Linked DNA regions of Homo sapiens: region 2 is linked to region 1. A link is a contact called in ENCODE Hi-C or POLR2A ChIA-PET data. All regions are on one chromosome and are shown on one strand. Each heading gives the region's core, a stretch centred on a gene start or an enhancer-like site at or near the end of the contact. The rest is flanking DNA. Distances are from core to core; before and after follow the strand shown.

Region 1 (5,414 bases), core at 953-3,452:
TTTTTTTTTTGTATTTTTAGTAGAGATGGGATTTCACCATGTTGGCCAGGCTGGTCTCGAACTCCTGACCTCAGGTGATCCACCTGCCTCAGCCTCCCAAAGTGCTGGGATTAACAGGCATGAGCCCACCGTGACCGGCCTAGGTTGTCTTATTTTATAATATGATCCCCACTTGCAAGCCACACTCACCTTCACTCCTGCCTTCCCATCAGACTGTCTGGGTCTCCCTACTCCTTCAGTCTGAACTCACCCAGCACTTGAATGCCTGTTCTAACGCACCACCTTCCATAGAGCCTTTTCATGACCCACTCTGAAGCGCTGCAGCTTTTGCCTTGTCAGGACACACAGCCCACAGCTCAGTTACACTATCTTGGACTTCTTTTTTTTCTTCTTCTCCTTTTTTTTTTTTTTTTTTAACCTTGGAACTCTGAAAGTACCTTAAGGTCAGGCTTTGATTGGAGCCCACCCAGCTCACTAAGGCCAAAAACACAGCAGTCAGCAATTTGTGGTTTTGGTTTAAGCTAAAAAGAGGCTTTCTGGTTGCTAAATATGCCAGTGAGCATTTCAGTTATTTGCACTTCAGTGCAGAGGTCATCCAGTCCTTCTTGGGAGTGACATCAAGGACAAAGGTGATATGGAGGTAGGAGCAATATTTGTGTGTGTGTGAATATATATATATATATATATATTTTTTTTTTTTTTTTTTTTAAGGGCGGCCCCAGAGGCCTAGAACTAATAAGATATCTGCCTATATGGACCAAGAGCAGGAAGAAAGGCCAGACAATCGTCCCTCAGTAGACAGTGCCGCTTGGAATGACCACAGTCTGGGAAGCACTAACACATGGCATTTACCACCAGCTAAATAAACATTTGATTTCATGTTGCACAATGACCTAGCCAGTCCAGCTACTTTAACCCTGGTCTTCCTATAGAATGACCCCAGTATGAGCTCTACTTCAGGGCAGCTCCTCTCTTGGATGAAAGGCAGCAAAGAGCTTGCTGCCCAAGCTGGCCAAGAGGAAGTGCCCACAAAACTATTTCGCTGTGGAAGAAATCTGACCCAACATCCTAACAAACCCCCTCACATGGGCTTCCAATCTTTTAAAACTCATGTCTGCTCCCCACAGGCCCACCCTGGCAATGACTTGTCAATTTCCTTCACGTCTACGTCTAGAAAAAAAGTGAGAAAACTGGATGCAGCTTCGAGTGCTAAGCCATGGGGGATGGACTTTGGTCCCCAAGCAAAGCATTAATGAAGGTGTTGCAAGGGGAATAGTTGAGATATGATATGAGGAAGACCAGAGAACAATTCCTGATGAACGTCCTCCCTCCCAAGCCTCAGTCTGACCATAGCTTCCTCATCTGGGAGTTGTGAGAATGAGGCTGGCCTTGTGCAAAGCTGATCACCTTGCTTTCCGTGGAAGGGGCTCGGTCACTGAGGTCATCATTGCTTCTCACAGGGATGCCTCTGCCCAGGAGGCTGAGCAGGCCACCGTTGGGTGACAGGCCGAAGAGTGTCAAGTATCTCCCCGGGCCGGGAAAGGTGCGAAAGAGATGGGTACTCTTGCCCCAGGGGAATGTATCAAAGGACACCTCCAGAACAACCGTACCGCTCTGTCTTTAGTTGTCTTCCTGGGGCAGGCTTTACAGGGGACCTGTTTCAACCTTAACGATAATATTAGTGTTGGCTGAAACCAAAACTATGGAGAGACGTTTATTCCTTCCCATCCCTAAAGAAGTGGCGCAGGGTCAGAAGAGACTGCGGGACAGGGAACTTTACATCAGAGCTCTTGACAGGCAGTTAGAGGCTGCTCACTTTGCGCCGCCGCCTGGCTCTTTGGGGCGCAAGGTACAGCTTCCTGCCCACCCCTGAAAGAGAGATTCCCTAGACTTCTCACGGAAGCTCACACATGCCCCTCTTCTGCCCAGCGTCCGCGCCTCGCGGGGGACCATGCTTTCCGCGCCCCGCCCGGGCCTCCTCCCCAAAGCCTGCGACCCAGCCTCCCGCACCTTGACCGTGTCCAGAGGGTGACCGACGAACACCAGGCACACGCCGCCAAAGCCGCCGGCCAGCAGGTTCTTGAGCGGGCTGATGGGTTTTGGCTGGTCGGCCATGGTCAGTCCGTCTGTCACTCCGTCTGTCAGTTCTCGGGCCGTCCTGGCTTCTCAGCCCCAGCTGCAGTGCCGGCGCCGCCGACCTTTCACCCACTTTTGGGTGGGCGGGGCACGAGCCCGGGGCAGGTCGGGAGGAGGGCCCAGTTGGCACGGTAGGGCTTCCGCCCGGGGCTGCTTCCGGCCTCGGCCCCGCTTCGATGGGCGTGGCAGAGCGCAAAGCCGCATGGGCGGGGTTTGGGAGTGTGGGCCAGCGGGCCTATTCCTCCAGGAAGCCTTCCCAGACTTCCATGTTTCCTCTGAGCTCCCATTCATCCACTCACTCCAGAGAGATCAATTGCGCCCTGCCATATGCCAGGCGTCCTTCTAGGTGCTGGAGGCACCCCTGGTAGTACAACACACAGGTCCCTGTCCTCCTGGAATTTACAGACCATAACAAAGATAAATAACTAAAAAATGCATAGTGTATCAAGTAGTAATAAGTACTACGGAGAAAAATCCAGGAAGAGAGTTAGAGGGTGTGTGGGACAAGTGATTTGCAATTTTAGTTCGTTGAATAAGGGAGGGTTTAACTGAAAAGGTGACAGGATTCAAGACCTGAGAAGATGAGAGAGGGAGTTCTGTTCACACATAACAGGGTCAAGGGTGAGGAACCTTCCACCCAGAAGAAAAAGAAAATGCAAAAGCCTTGAGATGGTCTGTGCCTGACATGTTTGAGAAACCACAGGAAGAGGGAGGGTAGTAGCTGATGAGGCGACAGAGGTTTTGGAGGCACTAGAAGACAGGTTTGGGCCTGGTGTTATGGCTCATGTCTGTAATCCCAGCTCTTTGGGAGGCCAAGGCGAGAGGATTGCTTAAACCCAGGAGTTTGAGACCAGCCTGACTTATATAGCGAGACTCTTGTCTCTAAAAAAAAAAAGTTAGGCCGGGCCCAGTGGCTCACACCTGTAATCCCAGCACTTTGGGAGGCCAAGGCAGGCATATCAACTGAGGTCAGGAGTTTGAGACCAGCCTGACCAACATGGAGAAACCCCGTCTCTACTAAAAATACAAAATTAGCGGGGCATGGTGGCGCATGCCTGTAATCCCAGCTACTTGGGAGGCTGAAGCAGGAGAATCACTTGAACTTGGGAGGCAGAGATTGCGGTGAGCCCAGATCGTGCCATTGCACTCCAGCCTGGGCAAAAAGAGCGAAACACTGTCTCTACAAAAAAAAAAAAAAAAAAAAAAAAAAAAAGTTAAAGGCCCGACGCAGTGGCTCATGCCTATAATCCCAGCACTTTGGAAGGCCAAGGCAGGTGGATCACCTGAGGTCAGGAGTTCAAGACCAGCCTGGCCAACATGGTCAAACCCCGTCTCTACTAAAAATACAAAAACTTGCCAGCCGTAATGGCAGACGCCTATGCCTGTGATCCCAGCTACTCGAGAGTCTAAGGCAGGAGAATCGCTTGAGCCCAGGAGGCGGAGCTTGCAGTGAACCGAGATCTTGCCACTGTCTCTCCTCTGAAGGACGTAGAAGTCATTGCAGGGTACTGAGTGGGGAGCGACATAGTCTGACATCGTTATCAGGATCCCCCTTTGATTGCTGGGTGAAAATAGACTCCAGGGGGCAAGAAGAAACAAGGAGCCTTAAGGAGGCTAAAAGCCATGGCCAGAGATGTTGACTTGCGCCAGGGCATAACAGAGGAGGTAGTAAGAAGTGGTCAGATTCGGCCGGGCGTGGTGGCTCACGCCTGTAATCCCAGCACTTTGGGAGGCCGAGGCGGGTGGATCTCAAGGTCAGGAAATCGAGACCATCCTGGCTAACATGGTGAAACCCCGTCTCTACTAAAAATACAAACAAAAAAATTAGCCGGGCATCATGGCGGGCATCGTGGCGGGCATCTGTAGTTCCAGCTACTCGGGAGGCTGAGGCAGGAGAATGGCGTGAACCTGGGAGGCGGAGGTTGCAGTGAGCTGAGATCGTGCCACTGCACTCCAGCCTGGGTGACTGAGCAAGACTCCGTCTCAAAAAAAAAAAAAAAAAAAAAAAAGAGGTGGCCAGATTCTGGATATAGTCTAAAGAAAAAAAAATTTTAAGTTGTCAATTAATAGGATATAAAGCAGCTAGGCACAGTGGTTCACGCCTGTAATCCCAGCACTTTGGGAGACCGAGGCATACAGATCATGAGGTCAGGAGATCGAGACCATCCTGGGTAACACAGTGAAACCCCTTCTCTACTAAAAACACAAAAAATTAGCCAGGTGTGATGGCACAGTGCTTGCAGTCCCACCTACTCAGGAGGCTAAGGCAGGAGAATCGCGTGAACCCGGGAGGTGGATTTTGCAGTTAGCCAAGATCACGCCACTGCACTCCAGCCTGGCAACAGAGTGAGACTCTTTCTCAAAAAAAAATAAAATAAATTAAAATAAATAAATAAATAAAAAGGATATAAAAAGGATATAAAGGGTGTCAAAGAAGATTTAAGATTATGGGGCCGGGGCTGGGCGCAGTGGTTCACGCCTGTAATCCCAGCACTTTGGGAGGCCGAGGTGGGCGGATCATGAGGTCAGGAGATCGAGACTATCCTGGCTAACACGGTGAAACCCCATCTCTACTAAAAATACAAAAACTTAGCCGGGCGTGGTGGCAGTAGCCTGTAGTCCCAGCTATTCAGGAGGCTGAGGCAGGAGAATGGCAAGAACCCAGGAGGTGGAGCTTGTAGGGAGCCGAGATCGCGCCACTGCACTCCAGCCTGGGCAACAGAGTGAGACTCCGTCTCAAAAAAAAAAAAAAAAGAAAAGAAAAAAAAAGAATTATGGGCCGGGCACAGTGGCTCACACCTGTAATCCCAACATTTTGGGAAGCCCAGGCAGGCGGATCATGAGGTCAAAGTTCGAGACCAGCCTGGCCACCATGGTGAAATGCTCTCTCTACTAAAAATACAAAAATTAGCTAGGCGTGCTGGCATGTACCTATAATCCCAACTGCTCAGGAGGCTGAGGCAGGAGAATCGTTTGAACCCAGGAGGCAGAAGTTGCAGTGAGCCGAGACCACGCCATTGCACTCCACCCTGGGTGACAGAGCAAAACTCCGTCTCAAAAAAAAAAAAACCACAAAAAAACAACTATATGCATTGGAGCAAATTTTTAGAAAGGGATTCATAAATGCCTTCACACAGGAAAAAATAGGCAATCAAGCATTCTCATTCGAATGAGGGGCCAGGCGCAGTGGCTCACACCTGTAATCCCAGCACTTTGGGAGGCCAAGGTGAGTGGATCGTGAGGTCGGGAGATCAAGACCATCCTGGCCAACATAATGA
Region 2 (5,414 bases), core at 1,947-4,446, 220 kb after region 1:
TACTACTGTGCTCAGGGCAGATGGACACACCTGCAAACCGCACCACACAGTCTGTATCTGTGAAAGCAGCATCTACATCCTCCAGCTGCAGGGGACCTACTCCCACACGAAGCTTGACAATCACCTCTTCTGCACTCTGCCTCCAATCGAGCAACAACTCTGGAGTGGGAGTAGCCAAGAGATCATGAGGGTCTTCACAAGCTCCTGATGGTGATAAGCAGGTAACAGAGACCCAGCCTAATGAAACTGCTTCAGATGGGAGCCAAATTGCAAGTGCCCCCTCCCCTTCCCTAGCAACAAAAAGCCCATTCGTTACTGACCCTCTTTGGTCTGCTCCTCTTGAGGAGTGGATGCTGACCCTGACGATGAAGGAAAGAACAGCCGGGTACGGTGGCGTGAGCCTGTGATCCCAGCTGCATGGGAGGCTGAGGCAGAAGGATCACCTGAGGCCAGAGGTTCAAGACCAGCCTGGGCAACATATCGAGACCCTGTCTCTAAAAAAAAAATAAGAAAAATTAGTCAAGCATGGTGAGGAGGCTGAGGTAGGAGGACTGCTTGAGCCCAGGACTTTGAGGATGCAGTAAGCTACGATCACACCTGCACTGCACTCCAATCTGTGCAAGAGTGAGACCCTGCCTTTAAAAAAAAAAAAAAAAAAGGGACAGGCACGGTGGTTCACGCCTGCAATCCCAGCACTTTGAGAGGCCGAGGTGGGTGGATCACCTGAGGTCAGGAGTTTGTGACCAGTCTGGCCAACATGGTGAAACCCCGTCTCTACTAAAAATACAAAAATTAGCTGAGTGTGGTGGTGCATACCTGTAATCCCAGCTACTTGGGAGGCTGAGGCTACTTGGGAGGCTGAGGCAGCAGAATCACTTGAACCCGGGAGGCAGAGCCCGCAGTGAGCCAAGACGCCACTACACTCTAGCCTGGATGACAGAGTGAGACATTGTCTCAAAAAAAAAAAAAAAATTAGCCTTGCGTGGTGGCATGCACCTGTAATCCCAGCTACTTGGGAGGCTGAGGCAGGACAATCACCTGAACCAGGAGGTGGACGTTGCAGTGAGCCAATATTGCACCACTGCACTCCAGCCTGGGCTACAGAATGAGACTCCATCTCAAAAAAAAAAGGAAAAAAAGAACAGGTTCAAAAAAAAGAAAAAAGTTTAAAAAGGAAAGAAGGCAAGCCCCCCAACAGCACCATCTTCTGGATCTTAGCCAAGTACTCAGGCTTCAAAGCTGAGGCTCTACTGAGGTTATCATGGGTCCTTCTTCTCTCATCATCAAACCAGGACAGAGAGAAGAACAAGAAAGTCATCTCCCAAACCCCAATCTGTATACCAATAAGATGGGAGGCAGAGAAGGCCACAATTACTCTGGGAATGCCACTCCCACCTTTCCTAGGATCTCCATCCTTGCTCTCCTGGTTTGCTCGATCCTTCTGCTTCTTCTTACTAGTGGTGTCCTCCAGTCCTGGGGGCCCTCTCCTTGGGCCTGTGGCACTGGCCCCGCCAGACATCTTGAGCCGCTTGGTCGACAGCCAGAGTGCCCCGGGGTCGGCAACAGCGTCTGGGTCAGGGCTGCGGCGCTTTCTTCCTGGCCCAGCTATCTTGGCAACTCTTTGTGGCCAAATTCTCCAGCAAGGAACGGACAGCCTAATGGAAAGAAGCCAGTGATCACTGCCAAGACCCAACAACTTGCTCTTTAGCTACACCCAGGGCTCAGCAACACAGGACACTAATGCTACAGAGCTGTATCTTCTCATCTCTTAAGTACCCCTGGACACTCTCAGGATATTCTGAAGAGGTAATAAATAATGCAAGTAGCAGCAACCACTTCTGGCCAAGCCTCATAGATACCCACCATAACAGTCCCACACAGGTGAAAGCCTCACTGAGGGGGCACCAGGTCAAGGAAGTCATGGCCTGGGACCAGGCTACTCCACCAATCTGGAGAGGAGCCACGGCTCCAGCCCACAGGGCTGGCACTCCGAGCAGGGTGCTCACTTTTCCTTCACTCTCACTGGCTGCTTAGTCACCACTGGAGAAATAGAAGGTGGAGGAGGAAGGCAGGACAGGAGACAAGCCGCAGGAGAACCAGGCTCTGTGGCTGTAAACAGGCTCAACCCAGGTTCTACCATTGCCCAGAAAAAGTCCTGGGGCTAAGGCACTCCACCTGCCTCCTGCCAGCTCCCACCCTTGGCAAGAACCTGCTCCTATGTACTGCTTGGTCCTTCTTCATTTCAAGAGAAAGTCCTCTCCCCAGCTGCTGTCCCAAGCAGAAAGGGACTGAAAAGTGTATCTAGATGTCACGCTACCTCTTCAGCAGCAACCCTGCTCCAGTACTAAGGCAGGATGGGCATCCAGTTTGAGACTGGAACAGAAATTATCACCTTCCTTCCCAGATGCCTTCACTCATGAGCTCTGAGCCACAAGGACCACTACAGTTTCCCACAGACCCACCAGTGGATTCTGGACTGTTTCCTCCTCCAAAATGAAGGTCTTGAAACTAGATACTGAGATGAGGCTGGGGAGGACCACAGATCCAGGACTCCTGGCAGCCTCAAGCCTGGCCTGAACCAGTAGCAGGACAGATAATGACTAGTCTGTGTTCCCCTAAGTGTGTAAAGGAGGAAGGAGGGATGGCAGGATACCCTTCTACAGGTCAGATGTGGTACTGGTGGGCTGGATCTTTAATGACACCTGCCACCGGCGCCTCCTTCTTGCACCCAGGCCCCAGCCGAAGGTCGCGTCCCTCCCCCATGCCCCAGGGACGTCGAGGCGGGTAAGGGGCTGTTTAGAGACCCGAGCCGGCCTGAAATGGCAGCGCGGGGTTACTGACCACAGATCAGCGCCCCGGTCGAGCTGCGACCCAGCTTCAGCCTCTGAACCCCGAGCCCGCCACCACCTCTCCCACGAAGTTGCCCTCGCTGGCCGCCAGTCCTCTCCCAGGTGGGAGGCTGGCCACAGGCATAGCGTAACGGCCCTGCCGGCATCAGTGGGCTGGCACGCTGCGGGGCACTAGGGGTAGGGACTGGCACGGCCCGTGACCTTGAACAGGCCGCCGCGGCCGCGCGTTGCGGCCTCCCCGCTGCGGCCAAGCCAGCGAGTTGCAGCCTGCTCCACTCACCGAGCGAGACCGCCGCAGCCAGCCCTCTTCGGGCCCTGGCAACCCGCTCTCCGTTCCGGTTCCGGCGCAGGTCGGTTCCGGTTCCGGCGCGCCCCTCCCCCGTCCCGGCGCCGCCGCCACCGCCTTAGCGGCTTGTTTTGTTTCGACTTCTAGCTAAGGCCGAGGGAGGCGGAGCGCCAAGCTGGTGACGCACTTCCGGCGGGAATGGGCTCGGAGCGACCCGCAGCTCCGGGGCGGGCCCGAGCGGAAGGAGGCGGTGCTCGGGTGGCTTAGCGGTGCATGGGTTCTGCTGGGGGCAACCTCGAGGTTCCCCTGGAGACTCCCCCGCCCGCCCCAAATCAGAGTCCAGACAACACAGTGGGGGTTCACACTGGTTTATTGGGGGCCCTGCCGGGCCAAGAGCTCTTCAGTGCATAGGCAGACATGCATGTGGGGCAGTGCTAGGAACTGGGGTAGGCCTTGGGCAGGGGTCACTGGCAGGTGTTGTAGATCTGCACCTGCAAGTTGATGGCTTGAAGCACGCTGCGCATCCTGGCCTCCAACCCGTCCAACTGGGCTGCCTTACTCTCCAGTGCCCGCTCATTTTCCTCATAGGTGCCTTCCAATTCTAGGAAGGGCAGGTGTCAGTTTAGGGGGGGTTTCCCGCAGTCTTGTGTCTCTGGTGCCCCATTTCTTACCCTGTAGCCGCTGCAGCTTGTCCTGAGCGGCTTGCAACAGGTCCCGAGCCTCATCCCGCAGTTGTTCTGCCCTTGCCTGTGCAGCCAGCACACCTTGGGCCTTGCGCTCAGCTAGGGCCTTCACCGTCTGGTACTGATCACCCAGAGGACCGCGTAGCAGCTGCAGATGTAGAGGGTTAGGTTAGCGTGGTAGCTCAGTGGAGGCCCATCTTCCACCCCTACCTTCTCCAGCTGGCTCTGCCTCAACCCACCTGCTCAGCCTCCTGGGCACGACCCTGGGCACTGCCTGCCGTTTCTTCTGCTGTAGAGGCTGCCAGACTATTTCCTGCCCGTTTCAATTTCAGAGCCTCCAGGAGAGCATCCAACTGCCGAGCCCTTTCACCTGCAGAGCTCAGTGCCCGCTCTGCACCTGCCATCCTCTCCTGTACCTGCCATGGGTGAGCCAAAGGTTACACAGATCTACGGTTCATGCCCATAACCTTGTCCCACTGATGTCCTAGGAAGACCTCACCTGGTACAGGGTCTGCTCTGTGTCCCGTGTGTCAGCCACTGCCCCCCGGATGGCACCCTGGGCAATACCCTGTGCCCGCTGGGCCTCCTCCAGTGCTGCCTGTACTGTCTCTGCCTTCTGTTTCTCATCCTCAGCCCAGCTCCTGGGGAGAAGGGGGAATCAGAACCTGGAGGTATCAAAACCAGGTGTCAGGGATAGGGGCCAGGGATGGGGTCAGACCTTGCCCGCCGTGCATCCTGCAGTAGCTGCTCGGCACGACGCACATCTCCTACAGTACGTGCCAGGATCGCATCCACATCTGCCAGGCTCCGGACTCGCTCTGCAATCGCACCCGCCAGGTGCTGGATCTGCTCAGCTGAAGCTGGGATGGAGAGCTCTAGCACCCGTGTGGCCACCATTTCAATGCTATCAGGATCAGCCCCCTCCTCTATAGGGACACAGCAAGAACTTAAGAACATAGATTCTCCAGCATGGGCATGAGGATACAGTTTTGGGGTATGGACTCAGGACATGTACATGGGATAGGGGTTTGTTACCAGGCATAAGGATATAATCACAAGGACAGGGACTATACAAGGGGCTCAGACTCAAGAACATGGACCTGGGACCACATATGGGCAATAACTCAGGAGCCAGTCAAGGGATCATAAACACTAATCCAGTGTAGTCCCTGAGGCTCAAGTATGAACCAAGGGAGATACAGACACCGGGAGTTGCCAAAGGGGACAACCACATGGCCTGGGACACGTGGGAGGCTCACGGTTGAGGAAGTCCTTCACACTCTGGATAAGTTCTTGAAGTTCCTGGTTGGCCTGTTCCACCTGTCCCCTGGAAGCATTAGCCTTGTCCAGGGCTGCCTGGGCCCGCTGCTGTGCCTCGCTTGCCTGCCGACGAGTCTCAGCCACTCTGCTGAGGATGCTACCACCTTCTGCCAGTGCCCGCTGCAGCTCTGCCTGTGTGTGCCGGGCCCGGCCCAGTGCTAGGTCTGCTGTAGCCGCTGCCCCATTGCAGCTGAGGCCCCCACAGCGCGGCTGCCCATCCTCATCTCGACAGCCGGCACCCCCACAAGGGCTTGTAGCACAGGGTGCATCCCCTGG

Evidence for each region. Hi-C counts contacts between places; a loop is a spot of excess contacts on that map. ChIA-PET counts read pairs that join two places held with the same protein, here RNA polymerase II (POLR2A). Pooled maps may share reads with other maps.
Region 2: a pooled map shows a loop between it and region 1 (6-fold over the local background). The contact joins the promoter of USP19 here to the promoter of SLC25A20 in region 1. A Hi-C loop is called at or near these places in 6 of 50 pooled maps. POLR2A ChIA-PET finds 5 or more read pairs at or near these places in 3 of 52 experiments (CD8-positive, alpha-beta T cell, K562 and activated B cell).

The regions. Positions count from the first base shown.
Region 1 is chr3:48,896,680-48,902,093 of GRCh38, forward strand. SLC25A20 (solute carrier family 25 member 20) reads right to left here and starts at 2,203. Exons shown (of 9, transcript NM_000387.6): 1 at 2,011-2,203. The coding sequence starts at 2,115. RefSeq lists an enhancer at 1,124-1,173 and a silencer at 1,754-1,943.
Region 2 is chr3:49,117,627-49,123,040 of GRCh38, forward strand. It overlaps USP19 (ubiquitin specific peptidase 19), which reads right to left and starts at 3,197. Exons shown (of 27, transcript NM_001199161.2): 1 at 3,130-3,197; 2 at 1,396-1,655; 3 at 321-494; 4 at 31-204. The coding sequence starts at 1,519. It overlaps LAMB2 (laminin subunit beta 2), which reads right to left. Exons shown (of 32, transcript NM_002292.4): 27 at 5,078-5,414; 28 at 4,537-4,744; 29 at 4,318-4,459; 30 at 4,058-4,234; 31 at 3,807-3,966; 32 at 3,488-3,736. The coding sequence ends at 3,600. RefSeq lists enhancers at 2,496-3,485, 3,486-4,474 and a silencer at 3,058-3,377.